Linked DNA regions of Mus musculus: all the other regions are linked to region 2. A link is a contact called in ENCODE Hi-C or POLR2A ChIA-PET data. All regions are on one chromosome and are shown on one strand. Each heading gives the region's core, a stretch centred on a gene start or an enhancer-like site at or near the end of the contact. The rest is flanking DNA. Distances are from core to core; before and after follow the strand shown.

The links. A loop is a pair of places that touch in the nucleus more often than their neighbours do. ChIA-PET counts read pairs that join two places held with the same protein, here RNA polymerase II (POLR2A).
Region 1: a map of heart shows a loop between it and region 2 (4-fold over the local background). The contact joins the enhancer-like site here to the promoter of Padi2 in region 2. A Hi-C loop is called at or near these places in 6 of 37 maps with a recorded cell type or tissue (heart and left cerebral cortex). POLR2A ChIA-PET finds 5 or more read pairs at or near these places in 2 of 5 experiments (Patski and embryonic stem cell).
Region 3: a loop to region 2 is called in a map of v-Abl transformed pro-B cells, with 2.1 times the contacts of the local background. The contact joins the promoter of Rcc2 here to the promoter of Padi2 in region 2. A Hi-C loop is called at or near these places in 1 of 37 maps with a recorded cell type or tissue (v-Abl transformed pro-B cells). POLR2A ChIA-PET finds 5 or more read pairs at or near these places in 1 of 5 experiments (embryonic stem cell).

The regions. Positions count from the first base shown.
Region 1 is chr4:140,681,334-140,685,862 of GRCm38, forward strand. It overlaps Gm13025 (a long non-coding RNA gene), which reads left to right. Exons shown (of 3, transcript XR_001784551.2): 2 at 1,411-1,562; 3 at 2,751-4,529. Among named protein-coding and RNA genes, the nearest start is that of Gm13025, 3.9 kb to the left of the region's middle. Within about 2 kb of position 3,143, at least 1 of the 3 ENCODE cell types and tissues checked has a DNase peak (open chromatin) inside an H3K27ac peak, as active enhancers do; it is heart, where a contact is called at or near this core.
Region 2 is chr4:140,905,050-140,909,877 of GRCm38, forward strand. It overlaps Padi2 (peptidyl arginine deiminase, type II), which reads left to right and starts at 1,311. Exons shown (of 16, transcript NM_008812.2): 1 at 1,311-1,500. The coding sequence starts at 1,385. It overlaps Gm46719 (a long non-coding RNA gene), which reads right to left and starts at 4,805. Exons shown (of 2, transcript XR_001784481.2): 1 at 4,681-4,805; 2 at 3,925-4,213.
Region 3 is chr4:140,698,554-140,702,979 of GRCm38, forward strand. It overlaps Rcc2 (regulator of chromosome condensation 2), which reads left to right and starts at 2,920. Exons shown (of 13, transcript NM_173867.5): 1 at 2,920-3,097; 2 at 3,594-3,882. The coding sequence starts at 3,604.

The DNA.
Region 1 (4,529 bases), core at 1,893-4,392, 220 kb before region 2:
TGAGAATTTAGCTAGAAAACATTTCTCCTGCACATCCAGGCCAGGAAAGAGCTCACTTGAGAGGAGTGGAATAGAGTCCATCTTTAGCCTGGCCACTTGGCGGCCGTTTGATTAGTCCAAGTCAACAGACCGCTGTAATTTTTACTTCTTTATTTTGATTTTTATGTATACAGGCATTTTGCCTGCATGTATGGCTGTATACCATATCTATGCCTGGTGCCCAAGGAAGCCAGATGAGGGCATCAGATCCCCTGAGACTGGAGTTACAGATGGTTGTGAGCTACCATGTGGGTGTTGGGAATGAACGGGAGTGCTCTGGAAGAATAAGTGCCCTTAACCACAGACCTACTTCTCCAGGACCTGCCATTTTTACTTAACATCTCTTAAGCCTTCTTCTTCCTCTTCATGGGTATTTATTTAATCTCACTGGTTTTGTTGTTGTTGTTGTTTTGGTTTCTCTTTTCTTTTTTTTTTTTTTTTTTTTTTTTTTTTTTTTTGGTTTTTCAAGGCAGGGTTTCTCTGTGTAGCCCTGGCTGTCCAGGAACTCACTTTGTAGACCAGGCTGGCCTTGAACTCAGAAATCCGCCTGCCTCTGCCTCCCAAGTGCTGGGATTCTCAAAGGCGTGCGTCACCACGCCCGGCAGGTTTTTGTTTTTTTAACATTTATTTTAATAGCCAGCCTTGGTGGCACACATCTTTAATCCCAGTCCTTGGGGAAGCAGAGACAGGCGGATCTCTGTGAGCTTGAGGACAGCCTGCTCTAGAGATTGAGTTCCAGGACAGCCAGGGCTACACATAAACCCTGCCTCAAAAAACAGACAAAACTACACACACACACACACACACACACACACACATATACACACACACACACACACACATAAAAATCAAACTTTTTAAGAATATCTGAAGCAAGTCAACCAAAAAGAAAAGGCCATTAAAGGAACCGCCCGCCCCAAAGTTTCTCCCAATGTTTTGATTGCGTGCTTTCTAGATGTAGACAAAGATGGTCTTTAGCAATTCAAAATAACAAGACTATGTGGCACAACCCTGGAACCTCGCTTTCCCAGAAAGCCCTTAGGAGATTTCTGCAACAATCCAGCTGGGCATCTATCACAAAAGTGAAGACAGGCCAGGAGTGGTGGCACACGCCTTTAATCCCAGCACTTGGGAGGCAGAGGCAGGTGGATTTCTGAGTTCGAGGCCAGCCTGGTCTACAGAGTGAGTTCCAGGACAGCCAGGGTGACACAGAGAAACCCTGTCTCGAAAAAAACGAAAAGAACCAAAAAAACAAAAAAACAAACAAACAAAAAAAGAGTGAGAAGACAGACACCGTTCCTAGGGCTGGACCAGTTGTAGGCCACAGAAGCTCTGGCCACCTTCCCAATCTGTGGCACTGAATCTTCACAGCCTGGAGAGGTCAAGGAGCTTGCCTGAGGTCACACAGAATTCTACACCTGGCAAGATCCAGCCGTGTTCATGCATGTGCAAGTGTGTACCCGTGCAGGTTAGAAGCGGACATCATCAGGCGTCTTCCTCATTGACTCTCTGCCTCATTTAGGGTACGGTATGCATGTGTGTCTTTCTTCCTATTCATATGTGTGAGTGTGTGCACATGCATATGTGTGTAAACTAATGTCAGGTGTCTTTCTCTCTCTCTCTCTCTCTCTCTCTCTCTCTCTTTTTTGGTTTTTCAAAACAGGGTTTCTCTATATAGCCCTGGTTGTCCTGGAACTCACTCTGTAGATCAGGCTGGCCTCGAACTCAGAAAGAAATCCGCCTGCCTCTGCCTCCGGAGTGCTGGGATTAAAGGCGTGCACCACGCCCAGCTTCAGGTGTCTTTTTTAATCATCCCCCAACTTATATCAAGGCAAGGCCACCCACTGGAGCCCCAAGCTCACCAATCCCAATACTCTAACTAGATGTCTCTGTCTCCCAAGAGCTGGGATGACAGGCCAGCCATCCCACCTGCCCAGCATCTGTGTGGGTGATGTTCGGAGATGAGAACTCTGGTCTTCATGTTTCCTTGGTAAGCACTTTACCCACTGAGCCACCCCCCTACCTCCAACCTCTCCTCTTACTTTTTGTATTATTATTATTATATTTATTTATTATATGTAAGTACACTGTAGCTGTCTTCAGACATTCCAGAAGAGGGAGTCAGATCTCATTACAGATGGTTGTGAGCCACCATGTGGTTGCTGGGATTTGAACTCTGGACCTTTGGAAGAGCAGTCGGGTGCTCTTACCCACTGAGCCATCTCACCAGCCCCTCCTCTTACTTTTTGAGACACGTTCTCTCACTGAACACAGAGTCCATCTCTTCAGGGAGCTCCAGGGATCCCCAGTCTCTTGTCTCTCCAATGCTAAGCCTAAAGGCTCAGCGGGCTCCTCCGTGGGTGCCTAGAATCAGATCTCGAGCAGGAGGCAGACGCTTTAGTCCGTGCATGTCCCCACAGAGGCCAGACGTGTCAACTCCCTGGATCTGGCTGCACAGATCAGATCATTGTGAGCTACCCCACCCCCACCCCCCAGGGACAGCAGCAGTGCGTGTCCTTGTCCCTGACTGCTGAGCTCACTAACACCTTGCTGATTTACCTACTTATTTGAGTCAAGGTCTCAATAGGTAGCCCAGGCTAGTCTTCAACTTGAAATCCCCCTGCCTCCACCTCCCAAGAGGAGGGACCACCACCGGCACGCACCCCTAATACCAACTTGTCTCTCTCTCTCTTTTTTTTCCCCTTTCACAGAATGGCATGTTTCTTCATTAACCAAGACATCACTGACATGTTCTTCCCTCTACCGTCCCACAGGGAGCCTGGTAATTCCCACAGACTTCAGGCCCCGCCCCAGAACAATGAGGTCTCTGGGCCCCCAGCAGATAGGAAACACATGGCCACACAGTCTGTTAGATTGTCAGGATCAAAGCAGAACATCTGGTTCTGACCCCCAGAGGGGCCCCAGCCGGAGCGCCAGCTCCTGTACCACAGTGGAAGGTCATTTTTTCCAGCCGTTTCGTGGTTCTCCATCAGGAAGGGAGGGGGGCTGTGATTGCCCCCCACAGAACATCTGTCAATGTCAGGAGATATTTTCGGGTTTTCCAGCTGAAAGGAAGGAGGAACTGCTGACATCTGTGAGGTGGGGGCCCCCCCCCCCGGGGCTAGCGCTGAGCCAGCTGCGGTTGCTCATGTCAAACAGCAGCTCTGCCCAAACTGATCTGGGGAAACTGAGGGGGTCCCTCCTGGGGTTCCTAGCTTCATTAATAAACGGATTTAAGAATGAACTCAATTGGAGACACAAGGACAATTTTATTAGAGTCTAAAAGAAAACCCCCAGGGCGGGCAGGCTGTAAACCTCCGCAGCTGCCCAGAGGAGGAGAGCACAGAAAGGGAACTGGGACCATGCCATTTAAGCTGGGACGGAAGTCAGACACGTGGCTAGCAAGCGGCCACATGGTGCCAAGGGAGGCTTTGGAGAAAGTGTAAGGAAGGCCGGAATGTCAGAGGGAACCCCCAAAACCTGGCTTAAAAAAGAGATAGGAGAAAGGATAAACTTACGCTTGCTAAATAAACAAATTTACCAGATTAAGTGGCTGCAATAAATGGGCTTCCCCACTAGGGACAGGGCTTCTGGGAGGAGACCATAGTATCTCAGTAATTCCTTCTGCCTGTCTCTTCCCAGGACCCCACTGTCCTAGGAATGGCCCTTAGGGAAAGTGAATGACCCGCCTCCACCCCACCCCGAGCCACAGATTCCATTCTCTGGACCAGTAGTAGGTTCAAGTTCAAGTTAGTGCAAAGGACTGGGAAATGACACTTGGGAAGGTGACGTTGGCCTGTATAGTCACAGGACAAAAGGCAAGTCGTGAATCATTGCACATTATAGAGGGGGTGGGGGATGGGGGAGTGGGATGTGGCTCAACCGCTCACCTAGTACACAAAGCCAGAGGTTCAGTCCCCAGCACTGCATGTGGGCGTGCCTGCCATGCTATTGCTCAGAAAACCGAAGGATCAGTTCAAGGTCACCCTCACCTGGGTCGTGAGTTCTAAACCAGCCTGAGATACATGAAACCCTGTCCCAAAGCAAAACTAGAATGCATTGGCCGTGCCTTCAGGTAGACAAACCATAGCAGCTGAAGGAAATGCTGAGCTGAACTCACAGAAATCCACCTGCCTCTGAGTGCCCGGATTAAAGTCCCGGGCAACCATGACTGGTTCCCTGGTTTTGAGACATAATCCAGACTAGCCTTACACGCTCCGTGTGACCAAAGATGCTGTAGAATTTCTGATCCTCCTGCCTCCACCTTCCAAGATGAGATTGCAGGTGTGTGTGTCGATTCCTGCTTTATAAAGTGCCAGGCCGAAGCATTGGCTTCCTGAAGGCTGCAGGCAAGCACAGCTCCCTGCTTTCAAAAACCTATCGAATCAAAGTCTTAGCTTAAGGGTTGATGGAAGCTGCATCCTTGTGTGTCAAGAATGTCTTCTAAAAGTCAAGAGGATGTCAGGTCATACAAGAGGTGGATCGAAAAT
Region 2 (4,828 bases), core at 61-2,560:
TTCCCAGTCTGGTGCCTCTTGGATTCTTTCCCACAAGCTGCCTCCTGATTGGAGAACGCTCTCCCAGGGACCAATCAGAAGTTAGCAGCTTCTCCCAGGATCTGAACCCCAAGCCTTTCAGGAGACAGTGACCCCTCTGGCTGAGATTCTGGCTCTCTGCTTCTCCACCCACATTCCTCCTAGATCCCTGATACCCAGGAACAGCTGGGGTCTTTACCATCTCCTAATTTGGGCATCTGGAGGAGAAGGATGGAGTCGAGGGCCGCTGGGCGTGCCTGGGCATACCTATGAGCAATGCGTTTAATTCAGTGTGCCCTTTGCTGGGGCTCCCTTCAGTCCCCCTCCCTCTCCAACATTCACCCCTCCACCCGCCCTTCAGTCTCCATTCCCTTAACGAAAAAGCCACTTCCTCAAATTGCATAGCCCCAGGGTTGAGTTCAGAAAGAAAGGGCCTGAGGGTGGGGTTCAGAGTGCTTCAGACCCCACCCTGCCACTAGATGTCACGGTGCACCTTGGCCTTCAGGACCATACATTGACCTCTACCTTGGCACGTCTTTTGGTGTCGCAGGCTGGAGCCCTAATCCTCTGCCCCGTCAGCCCATTGTCCTTCAACCAGGCACATCCTCCCAGCCACCGGGAGCCACCCAAATCTCCATCCATAAACACCACACAGATCAGTCCTCTCCTCGCCAGTCCTCTCACGCCCCATCCGGGGTCTTCACTACTGGCTCCAGCTCAGTATGCTCAACGCTGTCTGGGGCAGCCAGAATGCACTCCCAGATAGCCCCATTCCAGGCTCATGCTGTCGCTCTCATGCCTGGGCTTAGCATTCTGGTCCCTGCCAGGGCCACAGTTCCCCCCACTCCACCCCACTCCCTATTTCTCATGGCAATGTGGATCTAATATGGGGGGTGTCCAGCTTCCAGAAGGTGTTCAGGAGGCTCCTCTCCACCCCCTGGTGTTGCCAAGATCTTTAAGAAGCCTCAGGGTTTCCTCTGAGAAGCATTCTCCGGCCCCAGACTGGCTTTGGTTGCCACCTATTCACTCCTGCCCTGTCCCTTCGGCTACTCCTGCTCGCACTTTCTGCCCCTCGGAGCTGGAGGTGAGGGGGAGCGTCCAGAAAGGGGAATTTACTGAATAAAAGAATGAACAAGCCAAACACGGAAAACAGGAATTGACAACTTGCGGGCAGAGGGGCTTGGAGGGCGGGGCCAGGCTTGACGGACGGGTTTGCAGATCCAATCCAAGAGGAGTCCGGCGGGAAGCCCCGCCCACGCCCCGCCCCCGGCTGCTGCTTAAGGCCGCCGGCTGCTCGGCAGCGAGCGCAGGCGCAGCAGCGGAGGGCTTACCTGCAGCAGGTGCTTATTCCTGGGAGCAGCACGGAATGCAGCCGCCTATACGGGAAAATATGCTGCGGGAACGGACCGTGCGGCTGCAGTATGGGAGCCGCGTGGAGGCGGTGTACGTGCTGGGCACGCAGCTCTGGACCGATGTCTACAGGTGAGCCGAGAGAGAGTTACCCTCTCACCTACCCTTCACAAATCTTGAGACCCTGGACCTGGCTCCAGTATCCAGGTTGCCCCTCAATTCGAGATCCTCAGAAATCCAGAGAGAGTCCAGGCCAGGATCCACTTCCATGCAATCCTGAGGCCCCTCTAAGACACACAGTTACAGCCCCTGTCACAGCCTCCTCTCTGAGACTACTCCCTAAATCTAGCCTTCTCATGACTGGTCTTTCCAGCCCCTCTCCTGGGTGACTTTAACACACATGGGCTCTCTGTAACACGCCCCTTTCACTCCCCCATTCCTTCTTGGCTGACCTTTCACCCCAGCCCAGCCTCCTCCACCAGTGGACTGCCTACCCCTGCAAGCAGAAACAGCCTGGGATGTGCTGGGGACTGACTTGTCCAAAGGGGAACTGCCCACGTGGAATCTGGCCTGGTACTTATCCGATTTCACCCTCCGGGGGGTTGCTGGTGGTTGCCTGTCCCGGGGCACTGGCTGTGAGCTGTGTCCCCAAATACCTTTCCTGACTTCACCCTGAGATCAGAGAGGGGTCACTTTCCACCCGCTATGGCCCTGGGAGCCAGGGCCCGTTTCTTCCCCATTTTCTCTGCCCACACGCTCGCTCGATGGGGGTCAGGGTACCTGAGACAGAAGGCTGAAGGAATCTCGCAGAGTGTGTCCCACAAACCCAGAGAAACTGATAGGGTATAGTGTGGGACCTAGGAAAGGTGCTATGGGGAAGGAGTAGTCTGAGCAGCCTGAGAGGCCACACTGAAGCCACCATCTGCTCCGAGCACTCTCAGTGTTCTGCCTTGCGAGGGAGGAAGGGCTTCATGCTGGAGGGAGGGGCATGCCAGATTCTGTGCCTGTACATCCTCTATGGGCCGTGTTCCCAGACCATTCTGACACTAAAGCGCCTGACTCTCCCGAGCCTCCCAAAGCCCACCTAAGCACCCCCTCATGCTCTTCTGCCCGCTCTCCAGCTCCTTCCCACTGCTCGGCCACTTCACAGGAGGCCCCGGTTCCCGCTGGTCTCAGCAAGCCTAAGACGGGGCCCCTCTCTGCTCCTTTAGCCCTTAAGCCTCAGCCCCAGCCTCCACTTCACCTGGGCCTGGACTTCAGTGGGCCTTCATATAGACCCCAAAGCAGGATTATAACACAGGGGTGGGGTGTGGTCTAGGCGCCAGTGGCCTGGGAGGGTGCCCATCTCTCCCCACTCCCTGCTCTGAACTGGGCATTGCCAAGGGGTAAGCCAGGATCCTGGGCCCTAAGCCACAGTTGTCACCATGCCTGTCAGCTTGCCTGCCGGGGCACTGTGGGGACTCTCTGAAAGACTGGCATGCTGCCTCTGCTGGGGGCTAAGGAAGAAAGGGGGTCTGTGCCTAAGTCCTTGTCCTTGCTCCACCTAAGCAGAGAGAGGCCCAGCACAGTGGAGGGCAAGGGGACAGGTGTCCACTAGCCTCAGCCAGGACTCAGTTCACAGAGAGTTCCCCAACACCAAGAGTCAGCACAACCTAGACCATAACCTGCCCAGAGGAAGCTGTACGCAGGCCACCGTTGTCATTGCAAATGTTGTAATAGTCTACCTTTAAAAAAATAAGTTAACCAGACGTGGTGGTACACACCTGCAATCCCTACACACCAGAAGCTGTGGTCCGAGGACCACAAGCCGAAGGCTCATTCATACTACATAGTGAGTTCCAGCTCAGCTGGGGCCGCACAGCATGACCCTGTCTCAGTATACCCCCAACACATGCATGTGTACCTCAAAAAGGAGAAAAAACAGCCCGTAATCCCAGCACTGGGATGGGAGGCAGAGGCAGGAGGATCGCTGTATTATTCAAGACTAGTCTGGTCTACATAGTGAGTTCCAGGACAGCCAAGGCTACACAGAGAGACCTTGTCTCCCACCCCACCTCTAAGAAACACTCATAAAAGTTATTTCTTGTAATTAGTACTGGAAGCTGGGTGTGTGGTGCATGCCTTGAACCCAGCACCTGAGAGGCAGAGGATGTCCACGGATGGAGCCCTGTGAGCTTGAGGCCACGGCAACCTCCCGGCCAGACAGGGCTACCTAATAAGACCCTGCCTGTCTCAGAACAACCAAAAGAAAAGAAAAGGTGGACCTGGAGAAGTGACTTAGAGGGTAAATGTGTCGCTGTTAGCGTGAGGATCTCAGCTTGACCCTCAGGTTCCCATGTAAAAAGCTAGGTGTGGCTGTGTGCTCCTGTGCTCTGTGGGGAGCAGAGACAGAAGGTCGCTGGGGGCTTATCAGCTCGGTTCCAGGGTCAGTGAGAGCCCCTGGCAGAGAGTATCAGCATAGGACACCCAGCATCTTCCCCTGGCATCCATGTCTACTTATCACACCCACCTGCAACACATGCACACACATAAAGCACACACACACACACACACACGTTAGAGAGATGGAATTACTTTAATGCTCATGCAATAGTTTGTTAAGCCCAATGTATCCAAAGTGCCGTCGTTGGAATACGTGATCATGGAAGATAGTTCATGAGAAAGCTGCTGATCTTCGCCTGTGACGCTTTGTGATCCTTAAAGTTCATCTGGAGTGATAGTGAGCTGCTGGTTGCTCTGCAAGGGTCCCACAGTCACCTATGTTGATGGCCACTGTCCCGGATAGCACATGTCTGGACCAGAGACCCAGTATCTCTCTAGGTAATTCTTTGCTGAAGGGACTGTTCTGTAGAGTATAACGTAATGAGTGGTATTCCTGCCTCAGCTTACCCACTGTGAGTCGCAGCCTCACTCCTACACGATATGACAACCAAAAATGCCTCCAGACAATATCAGATGTCCCAGGGAAAGAAAGTCGTGTGTCAAGGGACCTCCTTCATCAGGACATGTCCAGTATCTGTAGGGACAAGCCTCTTCTCAGGTGGAAAGGACCAGAAGGGGTCTTAACACTAGGAAAAGATGCACTGCCCCTCTTGGTCCTGAATGAGACCTGGAAGATGCTTTTTGAGCATCCTGGTCTGCAAACCAAGAAAAAGAGGCTCAGAAAGAGGAATACATTTGCCCGGTGACAACCAGGACACAGGTGTGAGTCATGTACCTCAGAGCTCATGCTTCCCCCTAGCCACCCTCCACCCTGGATGGGAGTCCCCTGCCCCTTGAAACATTGACACCTCATCCTGCCCCACTTCTCACCGAGTCCTCCCTAGCTGAGACACAGGTTCTGGCTCAGGACTCCAAGAGATGCTGTCACCCCAGGGCCTCTGAGTAGATGCCACAGAGCAAGACCTGTGTGTAGCGCATCCAATTATGTAGGAAGGAGGGTGGGGACCCCTCATTCTTT
Region 3 (4,426 bases), core at 1,670-4,169, 200 kb before region 2:
CACCACCCCTGCCTGGTTTCGTGTCCACATTAATATAATAAAATTAGTCATGAGATCTGTTGTTGTGGCTTTTTTTGTTTGTTTGTTTGTCCTTTTTGCTCTAAGTCCTCAAGTCTAGGGTGGGCTGGGTGTAATAGTGGTACAGACCCAGGATGCCAGGGCTCAGGAGATGACGCAGTGAAACCACCAGTTCAAGGCCAGGCTGGGCTACACAGGGAAACCTTGCTTCACGAACATGGTAAAACAGCAGCAGCAACAACCACCAAACCAAAACCAAACCAAAACCAACAATTCCAGTGTGTGTTTGTGCTACAACGTAATTGCGGCACGGATCAGCTGTATTCAAGGGCTCAGTGGCTTCCCAGGTTCCTGGTTCACAGCGTAGATAGTTTGTGAATCCTCCTGTCATGGTCCAGTTACCCAGACCATCAGAATTCATCTCTGGAGCTGAGAGTGTGCATCTGTGGTGGATAGAGTGCTTGCCTAGCATGTAAGAAACCCCAGCTTTGACTCCCAGCATCTTATATACGGTGGTACATGTTTGCAATCTCCGAATTCCAGAGGTCAGGCTGGTGAATCAAAAAACTCAAGGTATATTATATGAGACCAGAGACTCCTTGGACTACAAGTGGAACTTTCTGTGGTCCAGCTGGATGGACCACAGCTCTGGGAAGGACCCTGGTTGCCGCCGAGTTTAACTTTTATTAAGGAGCAGCAGAGGAGACTAACAGTAAGATGGCCCATATTTCCATGTACAAACGGAAGCCGGGCATTTGTGCTCAGATAGAATTTGCTCTCTCTTCTCTTCTTTCTTCTGTCCCGAGCAGACGCTCAATTAAAATGAAGTAAAAAGCCCAAGCACAAGTGTATGTTGGAGGGAGCACTCCCTGCATGGCCCGTAGGTGCACCTCACTCTGTCACATTGGTTACATAAGGTGAACAGCAGCCTACATGTTCGCCTTTTCGTGTGTGCGCCCGCACCCCCATCTCAACCAGGGGCATCACTCGGGCTTTCCCTGGGTCTGAAATAGTGAGGCATGGAGTGGCAGAGAACACTTTTCCCATCCGACGAGGAGGGCTGGTTAGTGGGTGTTATCCTCTGAGTGCTCTTCTTCCTTAGCACAGCCTCAGGAAAAACCAGTTTTGGAAGCACCACACCTTGGGTCAGATGATGCAACGTGATATTAGCGTCGGGTTGCATCAGCGGTTCTGACGCATGTGCCTTTTACGCCGGCAGAAAGCCGTATAATGGGGCAGGAGAAAGAGAGAGAGACTCGCTGCCTAAAAACCTTTTAAAGGCACCCTCAGCGTTTCTAATTGGCCACACAGGGTGTTGTCGGGAGGATAACCGCCCAACCAGCCACCACCCCCGGACAAGCTCCGGCGTGCCATTTCCTGAAACCCGGACCTGACGGCACACTTAGGCAGAATTCTTTTCTAGTTGGTTCTAATGTTTTATATCAAAGCATCACGGCTTAATCTCTTCAATCTTTTCGAATGCCAGGTCTATTAAGAGGCTTTCAGACGGTGCTTCTAATATCCCTGAAACGCACCAGTTGGTGCTCATTTTCTGAGTTGTTTTACATAAGTGCTTCCACCCAGGCTGGTGACTTTGATCAAATAACTTAGATTTGGTTCTCCAGGATTCTCCGCCTGCCTTCAAACGTTTGGTCCTGTGCACCCTCCCCCCGCCCCCATCCCGCTTCTTGATGTAATTAAGAACGAACTGCAAAGACCCTAGAAACTCTCTCTAGTCAACCAAGGAAGTTGCCAAAAAAGAAACTTTCAGTGTTAACTCGGGCGCTCGAGAGAGAGAGAGAGAAGTAGGAGGATCAGGTTCAATGTCAGCCTGGGCTACACGGTCAGTTTCAGGCCAGCCTGGGCTACATGAGACGGAAACAAAACCCCAAAGAAAAACATTTGTCAGAAGAGAAAGTGACACTGAGATGCAAACCTTCCCCTAGTTCCAACCAAGCCGATCGTGCACGTGGCTTGTCGGGTCCTGTGAGGGGGGCCCTGTCGACTCCTCAGCCTTGACCCCAGCACCTCTGGCCACTTCTCTTCCCGGATTCCTAGACCCTGCACTGTCCCACGGGGTAGGGGAAAGGTTTCCTCTCCCACTTCTGCCAGGTCAGATTCTTTACAATTTTAAAACTCAGCTCTCCCAGGGAACGCCTTCCTTGATCCTGGAACCCGGTAAGTACCATGCTTTCAGTAATTTCTTAATCTTTCCTCTTACTTCGCCTTCCAACTGGGCAGAGATCTTGTTCTCCAGGTCTGTATTCTAAGCTTCTAGCACCTTTGCATCTAGTCTTGCTTGTACTGAGGCGCGGTAAATACGTTTTTAAAATGAAGAAAATTCCCATCACAAGTACTTTCAAGTCCACCTATGCTAATTACTAATTTCATAGTACGTCCCCCAGCTAATTACTAATTTCATACTACACCAAACCTTTATGTAACTTGATCATTCTAACAGCACCCGGCTGCACACTCTGGACGCATCCACGACGTATCAAATCTACCCTGAGTCTGCACAGGAGAAAGTTACTCAAATTGTGTTCATTTTTCATTCCCATCACTCAATTAGGGCACGTCCCTCGCTGGCTGCTGCGTGAGCAAAGCAACTATTTTCCAGCGAGTGTCCTCAGGTGACCTGTCTAGACGCTCAGGGGGAAAAAACAAGAGAATCTGACACTCTCCCGAGCCCCGAAGACGCCTTGTGACGCGCAGGCCGCGCTGCGTGCAAGGGCGTGCGGAGCGCGCAAGCGGCGGGGCCCAGCGGGGCCTGCGGCGTGGCGCCGGGCGTCCGGGACGCAGGCTCGGGTGGGCGGCCCGGCTGGGCGGTGGGGTCCTCCGGCCGGTAGGGGGCGCGCGCACCCGGGGCCCCTCGCCGCCCGCCGCGCGCGCGCTCGCTTGCCGCCCGGCCGCACATGTGTTTCTGTTTTGTGTTGTAGCATTTGTTCTGGAAGCTCGTATTTACATTTTAAGTGTATCTGGTGAGTGGGCTGGAGCCCTCGTCCCGGCCGGGGAGAGAAGAAGCCTTCGACCCCGTCTTTCAGTCGCTTCCCTCCTCGTTTCTCATCACTCCAACCAGGTAGGGGCTGGAAACCGTCTGGGACCAGTTTGCAGGGTCTGGGAAAGTTTTTTTTTTTTCCTCTTTTTTTTTCTCCTCTCCCTCCCCCTTCCCCCCCGAGAAAGGTTAAAAAAAAAAAAAAAGACGCTGGGGAAGGGGGGGTTGGGGGACGGAATGAATAAGAAGGGGAAGGAAGGCGGATCCACGTGGTTTAATCGGAGACAGACAGAGATCCCATTGTTCAAAATCAATAAAAAAAAAAAAAAAAAAAAAAAGCAGACGGGGCGAGCGCCGGGCCGCGGGGGCCGGGCTGGGGCCCCACGAAAGTTCCTCTTTTCGCGCGTGCTCGCAGGTGCTTGGGGCCCGGCCGGGGTACAGGGGGGGGTCCCCGCGTGGCGCGCGGCGTGGGGAGGGGCGAGGGAGCAGCAGGTGGGGCGGCCCACGCCGCGCCGCGCGTCCCCTCCCCCGCCCCGCAGCCCGCCCCGTGTGCATTGTGCGCCCCGTGTGTCTCCCGCAGCCCGGCGACCATGCCCAGGAAGAAGGGGGCGGCCTGGGAGGAGCCGAGTTCGGGCAACGGCACGGCGCGCGCGGGGCCCCGGCGACGCGGCGGCCCCGCGGGCAGGAAGCGCGAGCGGCCCGAGCGCTGCAGCAGCAGCAGCGGCGGCGGCAGCAGCGGCGACGAGGACGGCCCGGAGCTGGACGGGGCCCCCGGCGGCGGCAAGCGCACAGCCAGGCCGGCGACGGCGGGCAAGGCGGCCGGCGCGGCCGCGATCATCACGGAGCCCGAGCACACGAAGGAGCGCGTCGTGAGTGGGGCGGGGGCGGTTGGCGGTTTTGGGGGGGAGGGGCGCCGTGGGGTCACGCCCCGCCCCTCCCCCACGCCGCGCGGGGGAACTCCGGGGAGCCAGTCCCGGGCCGGGGGAGGGGGGGGACCGGGTGTGCGCGGCCACGCGGGGGCTGTCAGTCCCTCCTTCCCCCCCGTGCGTCCACCCCCCTCCTCCCCCCCACCCCCGCGTCTCTTCCTCCCCCCGAGGGGGGAGGGCAGTCCGCGGGGAGCAGCCGGCTCGCGCCGGGGCTTTGAGGTTCCCGCCGCTGCGGCTCGGGCGCCCCGGGGGGGCGGGGCCTGGCGCGCGGCGCGCATGCTCCGTGTTAGCCCGGCGCGGTCGGCCCGGCCGGTGCGCGCGGGGCATGGTGGGGGCCCGCGCGGCGCGGCCGTGAGCGCGCATGCTCCTCGGAGGCCCTCCCCACCCCGGGGCTCCCCTCCCACCCGCGACCCCCCGCGGAGCGGCGCTGGGCTTTGTCTGCCTCGGGTCCTCGCGGCGTGGGGGCCAGTGGGGTCGGTGCTCCCCT